4 separate regions of the Homo sapiens genome follow, and regions 1, 3 and 4 are each linked to region 2. The links are chromatin contacts, found by Hi-C or POLR2A ChIA-PET in ENCODE. All regions are on one chromosome and are shown on one strand. The core of a region is the stretch at or near the end of the contact, and the rest is flanking DNA. Distances in the headings are between cores, read along the strand shown.

The links. A loop is a pair of places that touch in the nucleus more often than their neighbours do. ChIA-PET counts read pairs that join two places held with the same protein, here RNA polymerase II (POLR2A). Pooled maps may share reads with other maps.
Region 1: a loop to region 2 is called in a map with no recorded cell type, with 6 times the contacts of the local background. The contact joins the promoter of GMPR here to the enhancer-like site in region 2. A Hi-C loop is called at or near these places in 2 of 37 single-sample maps with no recorded cell type and 4 of 50 pooled maps. POLR2A ChIA-PET finds 5 or more read pairs at or near these places in 2 of 52 experiments (HEK293T and activated CD4-positive, alpha-beta T cell).
Region 3: a pooled map shows a loop between it and region 2 (2.6-fold over the local background). The contact joins two enhancer-like sites. A Hi-C loop is called at or near these places in 5 of 50 pooled maps. POLR2A ChIA-PET finds 5 or more read pairs at or near these places in 2 of 52 experiments (T-cell and activated CD4-positive, alpha-beta T cell).
Region 4: a pooled map shows a loop between it and region 2 (5-fold over the local background). The contact joins two enhancer-like sites. A Hi-C loop is called at or near these places in 2 of 37 single-sample maps with no recorded cell type and 4 of 50 pooled maps.

The regions. Positions count from the first base shown.
Region 1 is chr6:16,236,406-16,240,564 of GRCh38, forward strand. It overlaps GMPR (guanosine monophosphate reductase), which reads left to right and starts at 2,182. Exons shown (of 9, transcript NM_006877.4): 1 at 2,182-2,375. The coding sequence starts at 2,289. RefSeq lists silencers at 1,965-2,064, 2,185-2,284.
Region 2 is chr6:15,899,395-15,903,619 of GRCh38, forward strand. No RefSeq gene overlaps it. Among named protein-coding and RNA genes, the nearest start is that of LINC02543, 93 kb to the right of the region's middle. RefSeq lists enhancers at 1,916-2,005, 2,186-2,465, 2,966-3,025. Within about 2 kb of position 2,182, at least 4 of the 41 ENCODE cell types and tissues checked have a DNase peak (open chromatin) inside an H3K27ac peak, as active enhancers do.
Region 3 is chr6:15,609,584-15,614,245 of GRCh38, forward strand. All of the region lies in intron 6 of DTNBP1 (dystrobrevin binding protein 1), which reads right to left. Among named protein-coding and RNA genes, the nearest start is that of DTNBP1, 51 kb to the right of the region's middle. RefSeq lists enhancers at 3,276-3,385, 3,426-3,495. Within about 2 kb of position 3,373, at least 3 of the 41 ENCODE cell types and tissues checked have a DNase peak (open chromatin) inside an H3K27ac peak, as active enhancers do.
Region 4 is chr6:15,418,437-15,423,084 of GRCh38, forward strand. The region is part of intron 3 of JARID2 (jumonji and AT-rich interaction domain containing 2); the gene reads left to right. Among named protein-coding and RNA genes, the nearest start is that of DTNBP1-AS1, 130 kb to the right of the region's middle. RefSeq lists an enhancer at 4,064-4,123. Within about 2 kb of position 2,840, at least 8 of the 41 ENCODE cell types and tissues checked have a DNase peak (open chromatin) inside an H3K27ac peak, as active enhancers do.

The DNA of each region.
Region 1 (4,159 bases), core at 932-3,431, 340 kb after region 2:
GGAATGTGTAAAATGAACTTCTCTGTCTATTCTAATAAAAGGAGGGCTAGCCAGAAAGAAAGAGAACCAGAGGGAAAGAGCAAGGACAACCTACAGAAGCTTCTCCTTTAAGACCATGTATGAAACAATGAATAAAGCCCTCATCCACGCTGGCAGATGCTTAACAAGGTCAGTTTCTCTTCCCTTTAAGGATAATAATTTAAAAATAATCATACCATCTAGTAATTATATTTTACCTCTATTTAATCTTTAAAAGATCAGAATTAGGTTTCCTTTCCGTACTTCACAAATAAGCAGCACATCTGGCCAGCTCCCAAGAATTCGTCAAGGGTTATAAACATTGCATGGGCTGGACTAATTGTGGCTACTTTCATTCTCTCTGATAAGTTTCATTTCCTTCCCTGAAACTTCATGAACTTCCTTTGGGGTATAGCTAATGAAACCATGTGGGATGGGCTGAGACCTTTATCATCTTCAGACATTTGTGTTAAATTGAATATTGTGATGTATCTTTTATGGTCAGCCTTATCACATGCTAGCTCAAGGAGAACAGTTGCTAGCTCAGTTCGAGGCTGCAGAAAAATGGAAGAGAATGAAAGATGATTCTTGCCTTTGTGCAGTTAGCATTCTAGTTTGAAAATACAAACACAATGCACATAATGTAACATGTGACTACAAATCTGTAACTACCATGCATTGAGCAACTACTATGGGACAGACATTGTGCTTACATAAACACACACACTTTAATTCTCACAAAAACCAGGGAGGAGATAGGGTTAACCCCCCCTCCTGCCCCCACCCCTTTTATGAGAAAACTGAGACTTAGAGAAATTGACTCCCCTAAGGTCACCTAGCTAGACAGTGGTGGAACCAGGTTTCAAACTCAGGCAGAGATGTTCCAGGACAAAAGCAGCTTCAGTGAATAGTTGTAGCAAGTTTTAAGGACTGAGAAATTTATATTGAATTTTTCTGCGGCCTTAGGCAAGTTATTTCATTTATAGAAGCCTCGTTTTTCCTTATCTGTGAAATGGCTCTTTCTTCATTGGGTTGTTCTGAGAGTGAATGAGATGATGCATGAAGCCCGGCAGCACATTTCAAATGTATAATAAAAGGTCGGTAAGGTCAATAAGTGAATCAATGAACTCACATCACTGGTAACCCCTCGAACTCACATCACTGGTAACCCTCAGAGGGGACTCAGGCTCCTCAAATCTCAGGATCTGCGTCGACTACAGACCTCACTGTTTTTCTTAAACAAAAATCCTGAAATCCAGGCTGGGCGCAGTGGCTCACGCCAGTAGTCCCAACACTGGGAAGCTGAGGCGGGAGGATTGCTTGAACCCAGTAGTTCAAGACCAGCCTGGGCAACACAGTGAGACCTTGTCTCTTAACAACAAGTCCAAAGGGAATCATGGCCTCCACAATCCCAGTACAGCTAAACAGTTAACTGCCCACGTTCTTTTCCTTAATTCTATACAACCTCCCTGGGGTTTCTGGTTCTTTGGCAAGTGAGAGACGTGCTCCTCAACACTGGGTGAGCACACCGGGCTTGAATTTTAAAAAAGGAGAATCCGCCGGGCACGGTGGCTCACGCCTGTAATCCCAGCACTTTGGGAGGCCGAGGCAGGCGGATCACTTGAGGTCAGGGGCTCGAGACCAGCTTGGGCAATATGGTGAAACCCCGCCTCTAGGAAATAATTTTTAAAATAAGCTGGGTGTGGCGGCGTGCGCCTGTACTCGAGGAGGCTGAGGCATGAGAATCGTTTGAGCCCAGGAAGTCGAGGCTGCGATGAGCGGCGATAGCGCCACTCACTCCAGCCTGAGCGACAGTGAGACTGTCTCAAAAAAAAAAAAAAAAAAGTAAAAGCTCTCAGGGAGCGACTTTTCCCTTGGATAAGGCAGCCACACGCTAAGTCCCCTCTCCATCGGGGACCCTGGGGACAAACAGAACGGTGCGCATTTCCCTCCCCCGTCCCCATTCGGTCACTGCCACGGGCTGTACACCTGAGGGGGAAGGACGGGGGCGGCGGCGCGAGGAGGAAGGGCTTCGCCGCCAATCTGTCCCTAACCAGTCTGCCTCTCAACCCCTGCCTGAGGCGGAGGCGGTGCCCGGGGCGGGCCAAGCGTGACCGCGGGTCGGCGGGGCGTGTTTAAGACCGCGGCGTGCGCACCCGGCCCACGCCAGCTCCCGGCCGCGGCACAGCAGCCCCGGCGCTCCCCGCGCCGCCCCGCGCAGGCGCCCCCGCCCCGCCGTCGCCGCCGCCGCAGCCAGGAGCCGCTGCACCATGCCCCGCATAGATGCGGACCTCAAGCTCGACTTCAAGGATGTCCTGCTCCGACCTAAGCGGAGCAGCCTCAAGAGCCGAGCCGAGGTGGGGGACGTTCGGAAGTCGCAGTGGGGTGGGATTTTTTTTTCCGGGTGGCGCGGGGCAAGTGGGTGGAAGGGGGTGGCACCGGGTTACCCTGCCTGCTTTGGTGTTTGAGACTGGGGCGCTGCGCCCCCGTTCCCGCGCCCCAGCACCTGCCAGGACGTGAGGTGTCTTTAAGGGCGGTGATACGGGGGCCCATGAAATTCTCTACACGTCGGTCCCGTTGGGTGGCCTAGGGGAAGTTCACAGTGAAACTCGACCACAGATGAGCGAGATCCAGTGGCCAGTTGGTTTAGAAGGAATAGGGGTACGAGGGCGCTTATAGCAAGAAAAGGAAACTGGAGCTAGGGGAGAGAGGACGAGAAAAACAACTGCAGATCCCGGTGATTTTTGGCTGCGTCTCCTAGTGCTGATAATTGCTGCTGCTTTCGCTTCGGGTCCAGCGGTGGAACTTCGTGAACGCGTCTGAAAAACCAGAACCCAGGGCACAAGTTCAGGGTTTCCTTTCTGAGTTTGGCGGCCTTGCTGGCAGTGGGGCTTGGGGACTCAGCGGTACTGGACAGCCCGCGGTCCCAGCCTAGCCCTGGAGAAGAGTTTCGAAAGCTTTGGGGTGAGAGAGGTGGGGGCGAATTGGAAGCCTCGGGCATTTCCCTGGTTCTGCCTGGATGTCCTCAAATCCTAAGGAACAGGTGGAGACCGGACTGGAAATAGCCTGAGGCTGGGGGAAGGGAGGCCAGTCCCTGAAGGATAAACTAGTTGCCTGAAAGGCAGAGTGCCCCGGGGTGGTGTGCGCTGGTGACTGGCTTTGCTGAGAGCTGGAGAGGAAGGTGAGGAAACCGGACACGGTTGAAGGCTGGGGCTGAAGGAGTAAACACGAGGAGGCTGGGCCAACCTGCACAGCTCCGTCCACTCAGCTCCACAAACAAGACCATAAATAAATCCCCTCAGCAAAGAAGTCCGCTGCCCACTCCGGTGCCAGGCCTAACTGCAGTGCCTGGGGCTGCCAGCCGAGGGCTTGCTTGGATTGGGGAAGCCTCCGCGTTAGCCAATGACTAAACCAAGTGGCCTTCTGTAAGCAGCAGCATTGGCTGGTTTGGAGCCCGGCAGGACTGGAGGACGTAGGGGAGGAATGATTAAAACTTATCGCCCCAGATTGGGTGACCCTGTGCCTGTCCCTCATGACCTTTCAGGTGCTAAAGAGGGGGCCTCTCTTGGAACAAAAACAGTTTGGAGGGCAGGCCTGGGCCTCTGGAAGCATGAGCTGTAGCCAATTCCTAAGGCAAGACCAAGATGAAATAGGGGGATTCTGGATGTGCTAATAATTTGGTGGCCTCAATATTCTTTAAATATTCAAAATGTATTTAGAAGAGAGAAACTCATTTTTCAGAAAATTGGATGTTCAAAACAAAGATATACCTATTTTCTGAACCAGAAAACATGTTGAGAAGGTAAAATATTGAACATTAATGTAATAGGGCCAGGCACAGTAGCTCACACCTGTAATCCCAGCACTTTAGGAACCTGAGGTGGAAGGATTGCTTGAGGCCAGGAGTTCGAGGCCAGCCTAGGCAACAAAGCAAGACCTCAGCTCTACAAAAATTTAAAAAATCAGCCAGGGCAGTTGTGCACACCTCTAGTCCCAGCTATTTGGAAGGCTGAGGCGGGAGGATGGCTTGAGCCCACGAGCTGGAGATTACAACAAAAATTTAAAAAATTAGGGCAGTGGTGCTCACCTGTAGTCCCAGCTACTTGGAAGGCTGAGGCGGGAGGATGGCTTGAGCCCAGGA
Region 2 (4,225 bases), core at 932-3,431:
GTGTAGTGAGCCTTGATCACACTACTGCCTCCAGCCTGGGCCACAGAGTAAGACCCTTTCTCAAAAAAACGGCCAGGTGCAGTGGCTCACACCTGTAATCCTACCACTTTGGGAGATGGAGGCAGGCAGATCACTTGAGGTCAGAAGTTCAAGACCCGCCTGGCCAACATGGCAAAACCTCGTCTCTACTAAAATTACAAAAATTAGCCAGGTGTGGTGGCATATTCCTGTGGTCCCAGCTACTTGGGAGGCTGAGGCATGAGAATCTCTTGAACCTAGGAGGTGGAGGCTGCAGTGAGCCAAAATCACACTACTGCATTCCAGCCTGGGTGACAGAGCAAGATTCTGTCTTAAAAACAAAACAAAACAAAACAAACAAACAAAAAAACCGAGCAAACAAAAATTTGCCAGGGGCTTTTGAAAGAGATATTCTCCCTCTTCTTCATCTGCTCATCTTCCTCACCATACCAAAGGATTACAGCAGCTGCAGTTTCAAAAAGAACATCAGGATACATGACCTGACCATTCAGTGGGAAGAATTTAATTTCCAAACACTTCTAGAAAATTCCAGTGATATGATCAGGCATTTGATTTCTGCTTAGAGGACCAAGAATGTAAGCTAAGACTATTTAGTATAGATACATTGGATGTATGGAAGTTTTATGGGATGGTCTATAAATCCAGCCTCCATACATGTTGTGAAACCCTAATAGCCAACTCACATCTGGATTTTAGCAATATAACCCATTGCTATGACAACTATTAATTATATCATGTTGTGCCCCAACTCAGTGCACTGGAGTACTCTCCAAAGGGAAACACATTTACATGAATCAATTTATCTTTCATCTCATATCAAAGAAGCCAATCAGATTATTTTTGCCCAGCGGATCTATTATTAAAGGAACAATTTTGTCTTTAAGTCCCTACTTATTGATGAACAGAATTCATCTTATTTATAATACCAGTATGAAAGGCAAGGTCTTCTGCAGATTAAAGAAAGCTAGTTACTTCAGCAGTACACTTCAGACGTGTACATGCACAGGCCAGCAGTCACTATTTTTCCAGAGTCCTCTCCACATGGAAAGGTTAGAAAAAAGGAAATCCCAATTGCACTCTCAATTAAACAGCCACTGAGTGCTCCAAAGTATGGTTTTTAGCAATGTACTTTATTTTTATTTTTATTTTTGGAGATGGAGTCTTGCTCTGCTGCCCAGGCTAGAGTGCAGTGGTGCAATCTCAGCTCACAGCAACCTCCGCCTCCCGAGGTCAAGCTATTCTTCTGCCTCAGCCTCCTGAGTAGCTGGGATTACAGGCGCCCGCCACCGTGCCTGGCTAAGTTTTTTTGTATTTTTAGTAGAGATGGGGTTTCACCATCTTGGCCAGGCTGGTCTTGAACTCCTGACCTCGTGATTACAGGCGTGAGCCCAGCCAACAATGGATGTTTTTGACTCTAGGTCTCTTGCACGCAACATCTCAAGCTTTCCAGCAGTGGTAGTGTTACCAGTGGTGGAATTCACACAAATCTGCAGCAAACTCGATCCTTGTCTCCTTGGAGGAAAAAATTCTGCTGAGGGGCAGACACAGGTTTAAAGCAAAGGGAAAGACTGAGGCAAGTTTTAGAGCAGGGATGAGAGTTTATTAAAATGTTTTAGAGCAGAAGCAAAAGGAAGCAAAGTACATATGGAAAAAGGCCAAGCTGGCAACTTGAGAGGCCAACCGCCCCATTCAGCCTTTGACTTGGGGATTTATACATTGGCATGATTTTGGGGCTTTCTTTTCTCCTCCCTTGATCCTTCCCTTGGGGCGGGCTGTTGCTCAACCACCACATGCACAGTGTTGCTCAGCACTTGGGAGGGTGACTGCGTGCATAGTTTATTTTACTGCAGTTGCGCGCATGCTCTCTAGGGGCAATTTTCCTTTACCGGTCGACTGTTCCCAGGTGAAGGTCATATACCTGCCACTTTGCCTCTTAGTGTGCATGCTTGGGCCTGCTTGTCCAACCCCTGAACTCTTATTGAGAAGCTGCTGATCACCAGCTCCAGGTATTTTCTATCTACTGGGAGCCTGTCTTTGCCTGGTGCCGGCTGTGACCAATTATCATTTCAGAGAGAGTTTAACAACCGCCTGATCATCACCTGATGGTCACCTGACACTCCTGGGGGTGCCCTCTCCTGCCCTGCTCATATCTGCCTATCTACTCTAACAGTAGAAACATTCTAACACACACTTTATAGTTTTCACGTGGCAGCTAACTTTGTACAGGCATTGCAAATTCAGATGGGAAGAGCTCCACCTATGATTTTTGTCTGAGACTTTAAGGTTAGTAAAGAAGGTCAGACGTTTCTCCTCCCCTGGGACTCCCATGAGCTCAAAACCTCAAAGATGTTTCACCAAAATGACAGGCAATGTTATTTTGGTTAGAGATATGCTTCTTCAAGGAGAAGTGAAAGCATCTCAGCTTCAGGAGTGATATGACTGTGTGCCCTTGAGCACGTTTCATGGCATGGAAATGAAGAGACCACTCCCTTCAAGGCAGTGAGTCATAGCTCCGTTGGGGTCCATGTTGCTCCTAAGAATCCTTTCAAAGCTGGGCATGGTGGCTCATGCCTGTAATCCCAACAATTTGGGAGGGTGAGGCAAGAGATGTACTCGAGCCCAGGAATTTAAGACCAGCTTGGGCATATTAGTGAGTCCCCATTTCTCCAAGAACTAAAAAATTAGCCAGACATGGTGGCACCCCCCTGTAGTCGTAGCTACTCAAGACACTGAGTGGGAGGATTGCTTGAGCCCAGGAAGTTGAGGCTGCAGTGAGCTATGATTGTGCCACTGCACTCCAGCCTGGGTAGCAGAGCGAGACCCTGGCTAAAATAAAATAAAACAAAAAAAAACTTACTTGTGTTGGGTGCCTTTTGTGCTGTCCACTCAGGTGACATCCACCCTGGCCTCCTCTTCCTTGGCAGTCCTAACCATAGCACTCAGCACTTTAGCCTGTAAGGGATGTTAGTGGAGTGTCCACAGCTAAACCAGAACCTACTTGGGAGTGGAGACTGTGAGCTGTCCCTTTTGTCTCTCATAGCTCCTATAATTCCAGTGACTGGCCAGTGTGGTGTCTCATGCCTGTAATCCCAGAACTTTGGGAGGCCGAGGTGGGCGGATCACCTGAGGTCAGGAGTTCAAGACCACCCTGGCCAAAATGGTGAAAACCCGTCTGTACTAAAAATGCAAAAATTAGCTGGGCATGGTGGTGGGTGCCTGTAGTCCCAGCTACTTGGGAGGCTAAGGCAGGAGAATAGCTTGAACCCGGGAGGCAGAGATTGTAGTTAGCCAAGATGGTGCCACTGCACTCCAGCCTGGGCAAAAAGAGCAAGACTCTGTCTCAAAAAATAATAATTCTAGTGGCTGATGAAGATGAAGAAGAAAGATGATGATGATGACAGGTTAGCAGCAATAGCAGCTAACATTTTGGACTACCAAAGCTGATGCTGAACTGTTTTCACTGGATTTCTCATTTCATCCTCACAAGAATGCTTTGTGGTACAGATAAAGAGGCTGAGACTAAGAGAGGTTAAACGGCTTCTTAAGGTTGCCGTAGGGTTGAATAGTCTCTCCCCAGTATTCATTTCTACTCAGAACCTGTGAATGTGACCTTATTTGGAAATAGGATCTTTATTAAGTTTAAGATGAAGTCATACTAGATTAGGTTGAGCCCTAAAGTCAATAATTGGTGTCCTTAGAAAAAGAGGAAAATGTGGACACAGACACAGAGGATGCACACAGGTTAGGAGGCCATGTGAAGACAGAGGCAGAGGTTGGAGTGATGCTGCCACAAGCCAGGGAATGCCAGGGATTGCTGGCAACCACCAGGAGCTAGAAGAAAGACATGAAGCAGATCCTTTCTCTAAACCTCCGGAAAGAACCAACCCCAATGACACCTTGATTCTGGCCTTCTAACCTCCAGAACTGTTAGAGAATACATTTCTGTTGTCTTAAGCCACACAGTTTGTGGTAACTTGTTACAGCAGCCCTAGCTGATGGATATAGTAGTTTCACAGATACTTGGTTGAATAAACTGACTTGGGTGGTGTATTAGTCCATTCTCACGCTGCTAATAAAGACATACCCAAGACTGGGTAATTTATAAAGGAAAAAAGTTTAATTGACTCACAGTTCCACAGGGCTGGGTAGACCTCAGGAAACTTACAATCATGGTAGAAGGGGAAGC
Region 3 (4,662 bases), core at 2,123-4,622, 290 kb before region 2:
GCTGGGAGTACAGGCGTGAGCCACCACGCCCAGCCTCGTTTTTAAGTTTTCTTCTGCTCCTCAGTCTCTCGTTCTTCTGCAGGTTTTAAACAATATTGTTTACTAGCTTATAGTCTACGTATTTCAGTTGTTTTCATTTTGGAAGCTTTCTTAATTGAATATGATTCCTCAGCTGTCTATTTGTATTTGAGTGAGGCAACAAAAGTTGACTCGAAGTTATGCAGAGTGTGGGCTCAGCATCAGAGGGTGGTAAGAGCAGACCTAGCTGTTTCACCACATACATACAACCTAAATATCCATATCTGCAGGCCTTTTCTTGTGGGCTGGTCAAGTGCAGTTTTGCAGATGAATGCTCCATTCTTCCGCACAGGGGATGTGAGTTTGGCTGCCGGAGTTCTGGGACCTACTGGGGAAAAGGGCCTAAACAGTCTTATTGTTTACTACGTAGGCTTTCACTTAGTTCCTCTGTTTTCAATACATTTGTATGTCTACCTGTCCTCAAGTGTGTTAGAGTCAAGTCTGGAGCCCCTCAGGTGAAATTCCACATTGCCTGATGAGCTAGGGATAGGGTGATCACCTGGCTAAGCGGAGGATCAAGGGATCTTACTTCACATACGTGCTTTCAACACACCTTATCTTTCAAGATCCTGGTGCCTTCAATTCCTGAGCCCTTCTAGAATTCTGTGGTACACACCAGCACATATTGTTGTCATTGTTTTGGGGTGCCACAAGCCCCATAAATGTTGTATGTGTTCTGACTGCTCCACTGACCAGCCATTCTCCAATTTCTCTTCCTCTCCTTGGACCCCTCTATTTCCTGAGACCCAATAATATTGAAATCAGGCCAATTATTAATAATAACCCTACAATGGCCTCTAATTATTCAAGTGAAAGAAAGAGTCTTATATCTCTCACTTGAAATCAAAAGCTAGAAATAATCAAGCTTAGTGAGGAAGGCATGTCGAAAGCCAAGACAGGCCAAAAGCTAGGCCTTTTGCACAAAATGGTTAGGTAGGTTGTGAATGCCAAGGAAAGCTCTGAAAGGAAATTAAAAATGCTACTCCAATGAACACATGAACGATAAGAAAACAAACCCACCGTATTGCTTATATGGAGAAAGTCTGAGTGGTCTGGACAGAAGATTAAACCAGCCACAACATTCCCTTCCTTAAGTTAAAACCTAATCCAGAGCAAGGTTCCAACTCTCTTCAGTTCTATGAAAGCTAAAACAGGTGAGAAAGCTGGAAAAGTTTGATGCTAGCAGAGGTTGGTTCATGGAATTTAAAGTAAGGAGTCATCTCCATAACAGCAAAGTGCAAGGTGAAGCAGCAAGTGCTGATGTAAAAGCTGCAGCAGCTTATCCAGAAGATCTAGCTACGATAACTGATGAAGGTGGCTATGCTAAACAGCAGATTGTCAACAGACAAAATAGACTTTTATTGGAAGAAGATGACACCTAGGACTTTCATAGCTAGAGAGAGGAAGTCCATGCCTGGCTTCAAACCTTCAAAGGACAGTCTGATTCTCTTGTTAGGGACTAATACAACTGGTGACTTTTAAGCTGAAGCCAATGCCTCATTTACTACTCTGAAAATCTTTGGAGGCATCCTGAAAATCCATAGAATTATGCTAAATTTACTCTGCCTGTGCTGTATAAATGTAACAACAAAGCCTGGGTGAAAGCATATCTGTTTGTGGCATAGTTTACTGAATACTTTAAGCCTACTGTTCAGACCTACTGCTCAGAAAAAAAAAACAAATTCCTTTCCAAATAATATTGCTCCTTGACAATGCACCTGGTCACCCAAGAGCTCTCATGGAGATGAACAAGGAGAACAACGTTGTTTCATTGTTGTGAACGCAACACTGATTCTGCAGCCTATGGAATAAGGAGTCATTTCAACTTTCAAGTCTTATTATTTAAGAAATACAATTTGTAAGGCTATAGCTGCCATAGATAATGATTCCTTCAACGGATCTAGGTCAACTGAAAACCTCTGGAAAGGGTTAACTATTCCAGATGCCATTAAGAATGTTCATAATTAATGTGAGGAGGTCAAAATATCAAACATTAGCAAGAATTTTGAAGAAGTGGATTCCAACCCTCATGGATGACTCTGACAGGTTCAAGATTTCTGTGAAGGAAATAGCTACAGATGTGGTAGAAATAGCAAGAGAACTAGAATTAGAAGTGAAGCCTGAAGATACGATTGAATTACTGCAATCTCGTGATCCAACTTAAACAGATGAGGAGTTACTTCCTATGGATGAGCAAAGGAAGTGGTTTCTTGAGAAGAAACCTACTTCTGGTGAAGATGCTGTGAACATTTTTGAAATGACAAGAAAGGACATAGAATGTTATGTACACTGAGTTGATAAAGCAGCAGCAATGTTTGAGAGGATTGATTCCAATTTTTTAAGTAATTCTACTATGGGTGAAATGCTGTCAAACAGCAACGCATGCTGCAGAGAAATCTTTCCAGGAAGAAAGAGTCAATCGATGTAGCAAACTTCATTGTTATCTTATTTTAATTAAGATAATGCCACAGCCATCTTAACCTTCAGCAACCACCACCTGATAAGTCAGCAGCCATTACCATAGAGGCAAGACTCTCCACCATCAAAAAGATTACAACTCACTGAAGGCTGATGATCATCAGCAATAAAGTATTTTTAATTAAGGTATGTACATTGTGCTTTAAGACATAATGCTAGTGCACATTTAATAGACTACATACTGTATAAACATAATTTTTATATGCACTAGGAAAGCAAAAAAAAAATCATGTAACTAGCTTTACTGCAGAATGCAGTGGACTGGAACAGAATCCACAATATCTTTGAGGTATTGCTATCATATGTTTCCAACAATCACATTTCAACATATCTTGATAGAAAAATCACAATATTCATATACTTTTTGTATTATGTAGCTAAAAAGCAATGGGCTATTTAAAAATATAGAATACCCATTTCTTTATAGCTGCACAAGTAATAATACGAGTTAGTCAGAGCTGGCAGCCACTGACAGAGCACTTAGCTGGTGCCAAGCACTATTCCAAGCACTTTACTGATTCCCTAAAACCCTATAATGTACTGTACTATTATTATCCCCATTTCACACACGAGAAAACCACCTTCTAGGGTCACATGACCTGTACCCAAGCTGTCCAACCTCCTGCAAAAATTTCCTCTCAAAATTCTAGGCCTTCTTACCATGTTCCTTGAAACTCTTGTTGCATTATAAACATATTTCCATGCCTAACTTCTTCACAACAGAATGTCTCTCTAACTTTTCATTTAACAATGAAGACTAGCCTGACCATTTCTACCTCTGCTATCTTCCTCTTAAGGGAAGTTCCTCTTTTCCCACACCCACATATCAGTCTGGAAATGCCCTGGGTCACAAGGCTCACCCACTCATTCAAAAGTCCCTTCTCTAGGCCAGGCGTGATGGCTCACGCCTGTAATCCCAGCACTTTGGGAGGCTGAGGCGAGTGGATCATCAGAGGTCAGGGGTTTGAGACCAGCCTGGCCAACACGGTGAAACTCCATCTCTACTAAAAATAAAAAAAATTTGCTGGGCGTGGTGGTGTGAGCCTGTAATCCCAGCTACTCGGGAGACAGAAGAAACGCTTTAACCCAGGAGGCGGAGGTTGCAGTGAGCCGAGATCATGCCATTGCACTCCAGCCTGAGCAACAACAGTGAAACTCCATCTCAAAAAAAAAAAAAAAAAAAAAAAAAAAAATGCCCCTTTTTTGACACGGACCCCATTTTTTTTTTTTTTTTTTTTTTTTTTTGAGACGGAGTCTTGCTCTGTTGCCCAGGATGGAGTGCAGTGGCGCGATCTCGGCTCACTGCAAGCTGCGCCTCCCGGGTTCATGCCATTCTCCTGCCTCAGCCTCCCGAGTAGCTGGGACTACAGGCGCCCGCCACCACACCCGGCTAATTTTTTGTATTTTTAGTAGAGACAGGGTTTCACCGTGTTAGCCAGCACAGTATCGATCTCCTGACCACATGATCTGCCCGCCTTGGCCTCCCAAAATGCTAGGATTACAGGCGTGAGCCACTGCACCTGGCCAAGGACTCCATTCTTAATGCTGCCAAATGCCCTCCTACAATCTTTGTGGGACAAATGAAATGTACAGAAAGCACCTCTGGAAAATTCGCACACATACAACCTTTTGTGAACAATTTGATCCATGGCCTCCCTGGAGCTCTTCTGAAGCTCTTCCATTTACAGCCTGCACACAACCCAATCTCCCATCCCTGCCTGGCAGTCTCTCAAACTATGGTCCACAGGCCACCCATATCAGAATTACCTAGAATGCCTGTTTCAAACCATTCTAAATTTAAACCATTCTAGAGGCTTGTGGAATAAGGAGTCATTTCAACTTTCTCCACTGGAATTAACTTTAGAATGGACTCCCCAAGGATGAAGCCCAGGAATCCCCATTTTAAATACTCTCCCCAGGTGACTCTTATGGCTCATTAACATTTAGTGCCCATCTCTAAGGACACATGACCCTGATTGAGAACTTGTGTTCTAAAATACTCATTTCTATTCATTTCTGCCTCATCCCTTGGCCTCATTCTAGAAGATTTTAACATCAATACAATAATCCACCTCACCTATGTATTAGCTTCATTGGGGGTAGGGG
Region 4 (4,648 bases), core at 1,590-4,089, 480 kb before region 2:
ATCTCCTAACCTCGTGATCGCCCGCCTCGTCCTCCCAGAGTTCTGGGATTACAGGCATATGAGCCACTGTGCCCGGTCAACTATATTCTTTAGAAGGGTATATTGCTTTTTGTGTACTAACAGACTTTAAAATAAAAACTCTTAAGAGTTTCTATTTAACTAGTACAGAAGTACCGACTCTGTCTCTAAAGGGATGTAACTTTTTTGTTAAACAAGGAGCTGCTGTATTTTAGTTAGGCTTTCGATCCAATAGGACTTAGTTTAAACACTGTTTGTCCTATTAGATTGAATTTTGAATGTAAAGAATCATTGGAAGTGTATGGATTTCATAACTCAGTGTACTCTGAGATATGACATGCCTCTGGATATGAAGACATGTTGAAAGTGGTGAGAATTCTCTCAGGCTTTTAACAGGTATGATATTCACAGCTACATTGTCTGCACGACTGTGTTCCTTATTCTTTTTGGTCTGAGTTACTTTGATGGTATAAAATACTTTTATTTACTTCGAGTTTGAAAGGAAGATAAGCCCAAATGTATACGAATCTTCTTGATAGCATGCATGAATTGGGATTATTCAAAGTGAGCATCCTTAATAATTGGAATTATATTAAATAAGTGCCTAGTTTTTACTCATTCCTGTATCAAAAATAAATTAGTAGTATAATTTACTATTAAATGCAAAAAAGTGAAAGCAAAACAATCAGCAAAAGGCTTAACATTTCTCTTAACCCTTGATTTATATTTAGAAGCTTCCACTGATCAGGTTATTTGGAGTTTATTTTGTTCTTACAACCTGGAGATATATTTTATAAATAAGAGAAGTACTAGTTTAATTTTCAACTTTAGAGTTATCATGGGTGAAATGTACTCTCTACTACAGAAAGTAAAGAAAAATTGAGTAATAGATTATGATGTGGCAGTTTTGAACACAAAAGATGTGGAAGTAAATATAAAGTAAATATGGGTAAATCTCGCCTATCTTCTGTTTCAAGTTATCTACGTAGTTGCCATTTTTGTTTCTAGTATCATTTGCATTTGCTTTTGCTTGAAGGATTTTAACATTTCTAACATTAGGTCTGCTGTTGATCATTCAGCTTTTGTATGTCTGGGAAGATCTCATTTCACCCACATTAAAAAAATACTTTTATGATAATTGTAGAATTACATGCAGTTATACAAAATACACCTTCATTTCTTATAGATATTTTTGCTGGGTATAAAATTTTAGGTTAATAGTCATTCACCATCAGTACTTCAGTGACACTGCCCCACTGTCCCGATGTGCATCATTTCTGATGAGAATCCTGTTGTTATTTTCATAGCTTTGTAGGAGCAATCATTTACCACAATTTTCTTTTGAATCCCTTACTGGTTTTAGGCAATTTGATACGATGTGCCTTGGCAGTTTTTATTTCCAGAGTTTGAGATTCATTGAGTGTATTAGGTTTGTAGATTTCATTTACTATGGAAAAATTAGAGCCATTATTATTTCAAATATTTTCGTGTGCATTCGTCTCCCCTTTGGGGACCTAATTTTCATATATATTACTCTGAAGTTGTCCCATAGCTCATGTGTTTTGTTCCTTTTTTGATCTGTATGTTGCATTTTAGATAGTTTATACCCTAAATCTGCTGGTAAGACTATTGAATATATCTTTTATCTCAGACATTGTTATTATATTTTAGAAGTTACAGCTGGGCACGCCTGTAATCCTAGCACTTCGGGAGGCCGAGGCGGGTGGATCACCAGGTCAGGAGTTCAAGACCTTCCTGGCCAACATGGTGAAACCCTGTCTCTACTAAAAATACAAAAATTAGCTGGGCGTGGTGGTGCGCATCTGTAATCCCAGCTACTCAGGAGGCTGAGGCAGGAGAATTGCTTGAACCCAGGAGGCGGAGGTTGCAGTGAGCCAAGATCACACCACTGCACTACAGCCTGGGTGACAGAGCAAGACTCCATAAAAAAAAAAAAAAGAAGTTAGATTTTGGTCTTTCCATAATCTTCAGTGTCTCTAGTAATATGCTTATTCTTTGGTGTTTCTTGAACATGTGGAGTACAGTTACAAGAGATATTTGAGTATATGTGCTATTTTTGTCTTCCATTATTTACAAAACAGTTTTGATTGATTAATCTTCCTCCTCATCAGTCATATTTTCCTGCATCTTTGCATGTCTGGTAGCTTTTTATTACTTGACAGACACTAAATTTTTCTCTGGCTGTGGGAAATGTTCGTATTTCTCTACATATTCTTGAGCATTGTTCTGAGATCTGATTATTAGGGAACAGTTTGATCTGTTTGGATCTTGGTTTCAAGCATGGTTAGGTAGGGCCAAAGCAGTGTTTACTGTGAGGCATTGTTTCCCTGCTACTCAGGCAAAAACCCTTACGAGTATTTTACTTGATGTCCTATGGATTATGTTTACCATGTAGGCTAGTAAGAATGGGCACTATTCCTGGTGCTTTTACAATTTGGATACTGTTCCTGCTAATCCTTTCTGGAAATACTTTCTCTTGGGTAGCTTCCTAACACAAATGTGCTTGTTAGTACTCAGCGGAAGACATGAGGAGCGCCTTTGGCAGATTCCATTGTTGTCTGTGTGGCTCTGGCCTCTGCTGTGCTCTGCCTTACACATTATATCACCTTGGCCTCCCCTTGTGTTTCTCAACCCCGGCTCTGCTTGCCCTTTCCGTAACTGCTGCAGCCTGGACATTCTCTCAGGGCAGTGAGCTGGAGGGATCATTTGTTTTCCATCCGTCAGGGATCACAGTATGTTGCTATATGGTGGCCGTTGTTTTGTGTGGATTTTTAGTTCTTTCAGACAGGCAAGAGGTATAAATCCTGTCTAGCTTCACTAAAAGCGGAAGTTCTTTCTGTTCTTTGAATGTTGAATGAGAGTGTGAGAGAGACACGTACCATCAGGAAATGGAACTAGCCACGGTCATAGCTTTTCATTTAGTTTTGTTAGTCTTTAAAAAAAAAAAAAGGTGAACAGCGTAAGTAAGCCCTGACTCCAAGAAAAAAAATTCAAAATTAATAAACATAAGCATTCGGCCTATAATAAAAATAGTAAACTCCATTCCATAATAAAGCCTGTGACTATTAGAAGTCCTTCTTTGAAGCTATGTAATCTGTCTCTTCCGTTAGGAAGAACTGACCTTAGCCTAGATAATATTGTGCTAAAAATTTTTACCTTAATTCTTTTGAAATACCTGTTTTTAAGGTTTTACCACCCTCACTTGGCAGCTGAGTTAATAGGATTTGGATCTAAGCTTTCACATCTATAATGCCTGGACTTTGCCACTGTACCATGTCACCTTCCATAAGTTGTAGCAAATGTAGGTCTGAATTTTCAGGTGTGTGCATCTGGACAGCAGTTGGCTTGGTGAGCTGTACTGGGGGTGGGGGTGCAGTTTGAACTGGGGTCTGGCCTGGTCCACAACTGTGCTGAGGGGCACCTCTTGCTGTCATGCCTAGTGTTACTCTTCAGCTGACCTCTTCTAGTAAATAATCTCTTCTGCCAAGGGATGTATTCCTTCTTTTCTGAAGTACATGAAATGCCTTGCTTCATTATAAACTGAGCGATGGATAGAAAGGGGAAAAGTTTTAGCTTATCTTGAGCAGAACCTACAGCTCCCGAAATCCTCTCTTGGGTCCTCCAATGTTAGAGGTCCTTTTGTTTAAGGACCCTGGAGAGAAGCGCGTCCAGGAGAGGGCCCAGCTCAGCTGACTGTTGTTTCAGGTAGCTGCTGCAAGTAGATCTGTGATTACTTGTTGATTTTAGTGGGTGGTTCTCTGTCCTTCTGGACGAATACTCTTTTTCTTTACTTTTCCTGCAGTGAGCTGGAGTTGGTAGGTTTGGGGTGGCTCACATCACAGTGCTTGCTTGTGCATATTCACCTTTCCCATGGAAATCTTCCAAGTGTGGGAGGGAAGTTTGTATTTCACGCACTGTGCCTTCACCTTGATCAGCAAGGTGAACCTGAGTTCCTGGGTTTCAGTGTCTGAGGTTGGATAGCACAGAGCTAAGGAAGCGTTTTCTGAGTGTGCCAGCAATTCTCGCTGGGCTGTGCATGCTCTGTTTCCTGGAGGCTGCACATGCTGCTCATCGACATTCGTGGTCAGGTTCTTTCCCTGCAGCAAAAACCCTTGGTTCAGACCTCATTTAACTCACAATTTCTCACCTCTGCTCTAGGGGTACCCAAGATGGTGGCTGTGTCTCCCCACTTCTGCTTCCCCATCAGGAAATAGAGCCCCACCATGGGTGTCTACACAATAGATGAAGCTGGTCAAATAAACACGAAATCTGACTGGTTTTGTGTGGGCTTCCCCGCTCCCCCTCCCTCTCTCAGAATTTTAAGTGCTTGGCAGAATACTGCTTATGTGACTCTGTTTTGGGATTATAAAACAATCTTTTGTATTGCTCCAGTTTACAGGAAGCAGCTCCTTTTTTCTCATTAATGACGCCTGTTGTTGAGTCCATCTTGTCTTCTCATGGGTTAGGCCTACTTGACTATGCTATCAAGGCTTACAGGTGTAGCCTAGTCTTTTTTTTTTTTTTTTTTTTAAACATTTATTTGAGACAGGGCCTGGCTCTGTTGCCCAGGCTGGAGTGCAGTGTTACGATATCGGCACACTGTAACCTC